Linked DNA regions of Homo sapiens: region 1 is linked to region 2. A link is a contact called in ENCODE Hi-C or POLR2A ChIA-PET data. All regions are on one chromosome and are shown on one strand. Each heading gives the region's core, a stretch centred on a gene start or an enhancer-like site at or near the end of the contact. The rest is flanking DNA. Distances are from core to core; before and after follow the strand shown. Region 1 overlaps HEATR5A (HEAT repeat containing 5A). Region 2 overlaps HEATR5A (HEAT repeat containing 5A).

The links. A loop is a pair of places that touch in the nucleus more often than their neighbours do. ChIA-PET counts read pairs that join two places held with the same protein, here RNA polymerase II (POLR2A). Pooled maps may share reads with other maps.
Region 1: a loop to region 2 is called in a map of posterior vena cava, with 17 times the contacts of the local background. The contact joins two enhancer-like sites. A Hi-C loop is called at or near these places in 4 of 168 maps with a recorded cell type or tissue (PC-3, naive thymus-derived CD4-positive, alpha-beta T cell, posterior vena cava and 1 more) and 5 of 50 pooled maps. POLR2A ChIA-PET finds 5 or more read pairs at or near these places in 12 of 52 experiments (H1, HEK293, HepG2 and 7 more).

The regions. Positions count from the first base shown.
Region 1 is chr14:31,359,104-31,362,404 of GRCh38, forward strand. All of the region lies in intron 14 of HEATR5A (HEAT repeat containing 5A), which reads right to left. Among named protein-coding and RNA genes, the nearest start is that of HEATR5A, 60 kb to the right of the region's middle. Within about 2 kb of position 2,013, at least 3 of the 41 ENCODE cell types and tissues checked have a DNase peak (open chromatin) inside an H3K27ac peak, as active enhancers do.
Region 2 is chr14:31,408,941-31,412,022 of GRCh38, forward strand. The region is part of intron 1 of HEATR5A (HEAT repeat containing 5A); the gene reads right to left. Among named protein-coding and RNA genes, the nearest start is that of HEATR5A, 10 kb to the right of the region's middle. Within about 2 kb of position 1,336, at least 3 of the 41 ENCODE cell types and tissues checked have a DNase peak (open chromatin) inside an H3K27ac peak, as active enhancers do.

The sequences.
Region 1 (3,301 bases), core at 763-3,262, 49 kb before region 2:
TGAGAGTATGGGATTTAAAACTCAGGTTGAGCTTTAATGCACCCACTGGCCAACTTTAACATATCACAGCCAAAAGACTGTATTTCTCATCCTTGAAAACTGCCCTAGAAATGACTGGCTCAACTACGTGTTGCTAGTAACAAGGTTAAGAATGGATACTAAAAGAACATCTCAAAGTGTAAGAGTGTGTGTGTGTGTGTGTGTGTGTGTGTGTGTGTGTGTACATACCTTAAGGTATAACATGACATAAAATATAAAAATAGATGTAAAAAAAGATTTACAAAAGCAGATATGTTTTTTAAAAAAGCACAGTCTGAAAAAATGTATAAGAATTAGCCTGAGGCCGGGTGTGGTGGCTCACACCTGTAATCCCAGCACTTTGGGAGGCGAAGGTGGGTGGATCACTTGAGGTCAGGAGTTCAAGACCAGCTTGGCCAACATGGTGAAACCCCATCTTTAGTAAAAACACAAAAATTAGCCGGGCGTGGTGGCAGGTGCCTGTAACCCCAGCTACTCAGAGACTGAGGCAGGAAAATCGCTTGAATCTGGGAGGCAGAGGTTGCAATGAGCCAAGATCAGCCACTGCACTCCAGCCTGGGCAACAGAATGAGTCTCCATCTCAAGACAAAAAAAAAAAAAAAAAAAAAAAAGAATTATCCTGAGAAAACTTAGACATGTTATTATGGAAAATTTCAAACATAAATAAATAATAGTACTATGATGATGCCTGCCCCTATCCCTTCCAGCATATGCTCATTATTCATCTTTACCAGCTGCAACAGTATTATTTCACCTACATCCCCATTCCTGATCCCACATTTCTCCACATTATTTTTAAGAAAACCCTAGGCAGCACATCATTTCATCCATAAATATTTCACCGTGTATCATTAAAGTGAAATACATTTTATTTTGAACATAATCCTGCTATCATAATCTCATGTTGTAAAAAAAAAAAAAGCCACTGAACATCAGGTACCCATTCAGTATTCAAATTTCCAACTATCTCATAAACACCTGTTTTTGTTTGCTTCCGTGTTTGAATCTAGATCTAAGTAAGGTGTACACATTGCAGCTAGTTTATCTTGTCTCTTTCAATTTAGTATTCTCCCTATACCTTTCCCCTCACTGGTAATTTATTTGAAGAAACAAGGTTATTTGTTTTGTACAATTTTCTACAGTCTGGGTTTTTATGATTATAGGCCCCTGGTATAGCTTAATTTGTTCTTCTATCTGTACTTTTTAAAAAAAATAAATTGGTAGTTGTATCTAGACGGGGCTCATTTTTGCTTTTGGTGATGGGCAGGGTGGGGTGCAGGTTAGTTCATAAGTGGTATTGTGTTCTCCAATAACACAGGAGACAACATATGGTTGCCTCTCTAACATATACACTTTGAAAAGCTGATCCATTTATCACATTAACTGCAATGATCACCTCAAAGATGTTTTATCCTAATTTCTGTTAGGTTATCAAAAAATCTTATCCACAGAGAGCTTAAATGGCTTTTGCCAGTTTGTAACTTAAATACTGCAGGAATGAGTAAAAATTCCCTTAGAAAAATGTTTATACTCTTCGAAGTGTTTCTTTGAGCAATTGCACCAGGATGAAATGAGGACTGAGGTGATATCCACTGATCAGAAGTGGTAGGATGAGTTAGGAAGGGTTTACTTGCCATCACTTTCTGTATCATTAGCAGCAGTAACAGTAGTAACAACAAATATTTATTGAAGCTTACTTTTTTTTTTTTAAGAGATGAGGTCTCACAATATTGTCCAGGCTAATCTCTAAATCCAAGCCTCAAGTGATCCTCCTGTCTCAGCCTCCTGAATAGCTGAGATTACACACGGTGCTTGGCTTACTGAATACTTAATACGTGTTGGGAAATGTCCTAAAAACTTTACATATAACCTTCATAGTAACCTAATAAGGTCAGGTTAGTATGTTGTTTTACAGGTAAGGAAACAGGAACAGGGAATTTATTACTTGCCAGAGATCATATGATGATCACATAGCTGTCAGACTGAAACCCAGTTAATCAGGCTCCAGAATTTGAGCTTTTAACCACCGTGCTGAATCACTCATTCATCCAAATTGTGTTTAATATGCTACAGAGAAAAATTTTATTATATTTAATCTTCCTTTCAAGAAGGTATACACTATGGGATACCAATATATACATATAATAGGAAGGTAGGAACTATTATGTTTCATAAAAGATAAAAACAAAAGCACTATTAAATTTAGGGAAGGAGAGATTACATACAGGAATTAGGAAGAATGGACAGGGATCAGTGAAGTCATAATGACTGAGCAAATGACAGTTGCTCAAAGGAATGTCTAAGTTTAATTACCAGCATATGACACTCAGCAAAATAATTCTGTTGGTAGTACAATATAAAAGGTATGCTTGTTCCTATGGCTATGTGTGAAAATAGTAGAAAATCTCTGCTTCTCAGTTGAAAGTGATTACTTTCCCAACTGTCCCTGGAAAAAGTACCTAAAAATAATTAAGATAATTTTGAAATGCAAATAGGCTTTTGTATAAAAATGCATCACTAACTTGCTGGTGAGTTATTTTCAATGTAGAGAATATTAAGATATTTGAAAATAAATCCATACCAAAACTAAGACAGGAAATAAAAACTAAGAACTCAATTTTTACTCCAATCCTTCGGAAAACTAAGTCACTCTAAGACTCTAAATCTACATCTGCTGGATAGTCATGAAGAAAAGTTATTTCAATTCTTAAGTACATTCCACATGGCAAAAGCAATTTCTTACTATGTCCTAGAAACTGACTCTTTGACAACACATTGGAGGAACCAATAAAATCAGAAATTTATTTATTTATTTATTTATTTATTTATTTATTTATTTAGAGATGGAATCTCACTCTGCCACCCAGGCTGCAGTGCAGTGGCACGATCTCGGCTCACTGCAACCTTTGCCTCCCAGGTTCAAACGATTCTCCTGCCTCAGCCTCCTAAGTAGCTGGGACTACAGGCATGTGCCACCATGCCCAGCTAATTATTTTGTGTATTTTTAGTAGAGATGGGATTTCACCATGTTGGCCAGGCTGGTCTCGAATTCCTGACCTCAAATGATCCATTTGTCTTAGCCTCCCAATGTGCTGGGATTATAGATGTGAGCCAATGTACCTGGCCTAGAGTTTGTTTCTTCCAGAAGTTCATAGTAAGTCCTGACTTTGTCTCCTAATGAACACTGTGGAACTGATTTGAAATATATCCTTTAGGACTCCTGATTGCATTTCCAAACTCCAATTCTGAGAAAATCCAAGTT
Region 2 (3,082 bases), core at 86-2,585:
ATTAGCCGGGAGGCTGAGGCAGGAGAATGGCGTGAACCCGGGAGGCGGAGCTTGCAGTGAGCCGAGATCCCGCCACTGCACTCCAGCCTGGGCGACAGAGCGAGACTCCGTCTCAAAAAAAAAAAAAGATGGAGTCTTACCCTGTTGCCCAGGCTGGAGTGCAATGGCACAATCTTGGCTCACTGCAACCTCCGCCTCCCGGGTTCAAGTGATTTTCCTGTCTCAGCCTCCAGAGCAGCTGGGACTACAGGCACATGCCACCAGGCCTGGCTAACTTCTGTATTTTTAGTAGAGACAGGGTTTCACCATATTGGTCAGGCTGGTCTTGAACTCCTGACCTCAGGTGATCCAACCGCCTCGGCATCCCAAAGTGCTGGGATTACAGGCGTGAGCCACCATGCCCGGCCTCAGAGTTTTCTTTTCTAAAGTAACTTACTCCAAAACCACATCTAAGAGCAGTTAACAACCGTATTATCAGGCCAGGCGCAGTGGCTCATGCCTGTAATCCCAGCACTTTGGGAAGCCAAGGCTGGCAGATCACTTGAGCCGAGGAGTTCATGACCAACCTGGGCAACATGGCAAAACCCTGTCTCCACAAAACATACAAAAGTTAGCTGGGTGTGGTGGTGCACACCTGTAGTCCCAGCTGTTCGTGAGGCTGAGGTGGGAGGATCCCTTGAGATAGGGAGATGGAGGCTGCAGTGGGCCAAGATCGCGCCACTGCACTCCAGCCTCAGCAAGACCCTGTCTCAAAACAAACAAAACCAACCATATTATCAACAAGGGTTGGTTTTAATTCATTTGGAAATGAGTTAACTTCAATTTTATTTAGGCATGACAGTGTAAGCACCTTCAACAATGTCAACAAATATACAGGCTGCTGATTATTCTGGTCCTGATAGAAACTGCTAATATAATTTTCTCTCTCTAGAGTTTACAGGTCTATTTTGGTATGGACGGAAACATATGTTGAAATTTATTGGGAGAAAAAAGTATTCTAATCTTCTTGGTCATTTTAGTTCCTTAAAATGATTATATCATTTCAAGGGCGGAAAAGGGAAAAATCACAAATAATCAAAGAGGACATTGGACATGAGATAAGATAGGTTTATTGGATTGGTTTGTTAGTGTCTTCCTTCTGGAGCATGAAAATAATTCACAAAACAAAAAAGTTACTAAACAGTAAATGAAACTAATTCCAGAATGTATCAAGTACCTGAAGTGTTGGGATACGTCTCAGACTTAAATTTCAATTATTTTTCTTTGACTTTTACTTCTCTAAAAGACACCGTAACAGCTTCAACTCACCCTATAGTCTTAGTTCCTCAGTTCTGAACAAAAAGCATGAAGTAAACAAACAAAAAAAACCCCAACTGTCAAGAACTCCCACAATTCAAGAAACACAGATAAATCCTAAAATCTAAACCTCTCCCAAAAATACAGTAATTAGCTTTCATCTAGAAGGAAGCTAGATTATTCTACCCTGACCTCAGATTTTCATTTGTGATTTAGGCTTTGCAAAATTATACGTTACAAAAACAGGAACTCACCAGTTACACAGAGCATTAGGCCACACTTGAGATGTTGCTTAAAGAAGGCTGCCCCTGGTATAAAGAAAATTAAGTCCTTTTGTTACAGTACTTTATACATCTCTAGGCAGAATCCTAAAGCTGGTTTGCTGACACTTAACTGGTACACTTTATTAGTTTTAGGGTAAAATGGATAAGAAGCAAGTCATTTATAATGTTAGAGTTCTTTAACACAGTTAAAACTTGATAATTTAAAAATCTTGTCTGTATCAATTCCATCTTTGAATCTGAAATATCTTGCTTCCTTCTTTCTACAATAAAATACTTTAAAATTAGGCTAAAAAAAATCACTTGCCTCAGAAAACAGCAGAAAAATCTCTGAAAATGAAATTCAAACTTAGGATATTATTCTGTATGACCTTAATATTAGTCTTTCTAATTCTCTATAACAACCCTACAAATAAATTGGCTATCATTAGTTAAAAATTTGAAATGTTAACAATATAATAATGATTTAAGCTCAATAGGAAATAATTTGATTGAGCTGAGTGGTTCAAACCTATGCATATTAAATCTAAATATGAAAAATGCAAAAACTTTTATAGCCAATGCTGAAATTTTAGAAAAGCTGATAGTTTAATATAAACAGTGGCAGTACAAATGGTTCAACTCTTTTAGAAAAAAATATTATTTATCAGAGGTTACAAAAATATCAAAACCATTTGACAAAAACATCCAGTTTTTGAAAATTCATAAGAAAAAGGAAAATATAAGTATAAAAGTATTAATTACAGCACTGTAATTAACTGTAATTCCAGTGAAAATTCAAAAGAACTTACAAGTCCAACACAAGAGAAATGGTTAAATTTGACATATTCAAAGAATACTAGGCTGTCATATAAAACCATGAAAACTACAAATGCACAGGAGTGCAAAAGGCTTAATGGGAGGAAAAAAAAGTAAAGAAAACTACGAGTGCAGAAGTTTTACATGTTAAGAGAAACCTTCAGATAAAGCAGTGTTTACCAAGAGTACTTTGTGGAATGCTGCCAGAAGAATGAAAACATGTATTCTGTGGGAAGAGGGGGAAATCCAAGTTGAAATGGTTTTGGGAAATGCCTCGTTGTCAGTTTTCTTCACCAGTTTCTCCATACATGTAACATGGTAATGTGCACTATGTACTGCCAAGAGGGTGTGCAGATAGAGCATTTGATGTTTCTAAACATGTTTTAACCATAGGCTTCTCCTCCACTCCCTTTTTCTTTTTTTCCCAGCCAGGAATCTCATAGAATTGGTGTTCTATAGAATACAATCTTTGAAATACTAATCATTAAAGACTAGCATACGTCAAAAAAATTTAAAATTTTTTTTGTTCATATTATAAAATGATTTCTTTCTTTTTTTTTAAGACAGTCTCGTTCTCTTGCCCAGGCTAGAGTGCAGTGGTGTAATCTTGGCTCATTGCAAGCACTGCCTCCCAGGTTCAAGCTATTCTCGTATCTCAGCCTCCCAAATAGCTGGGATTATAGGCATGTGCCACCATGCCCGGCTAA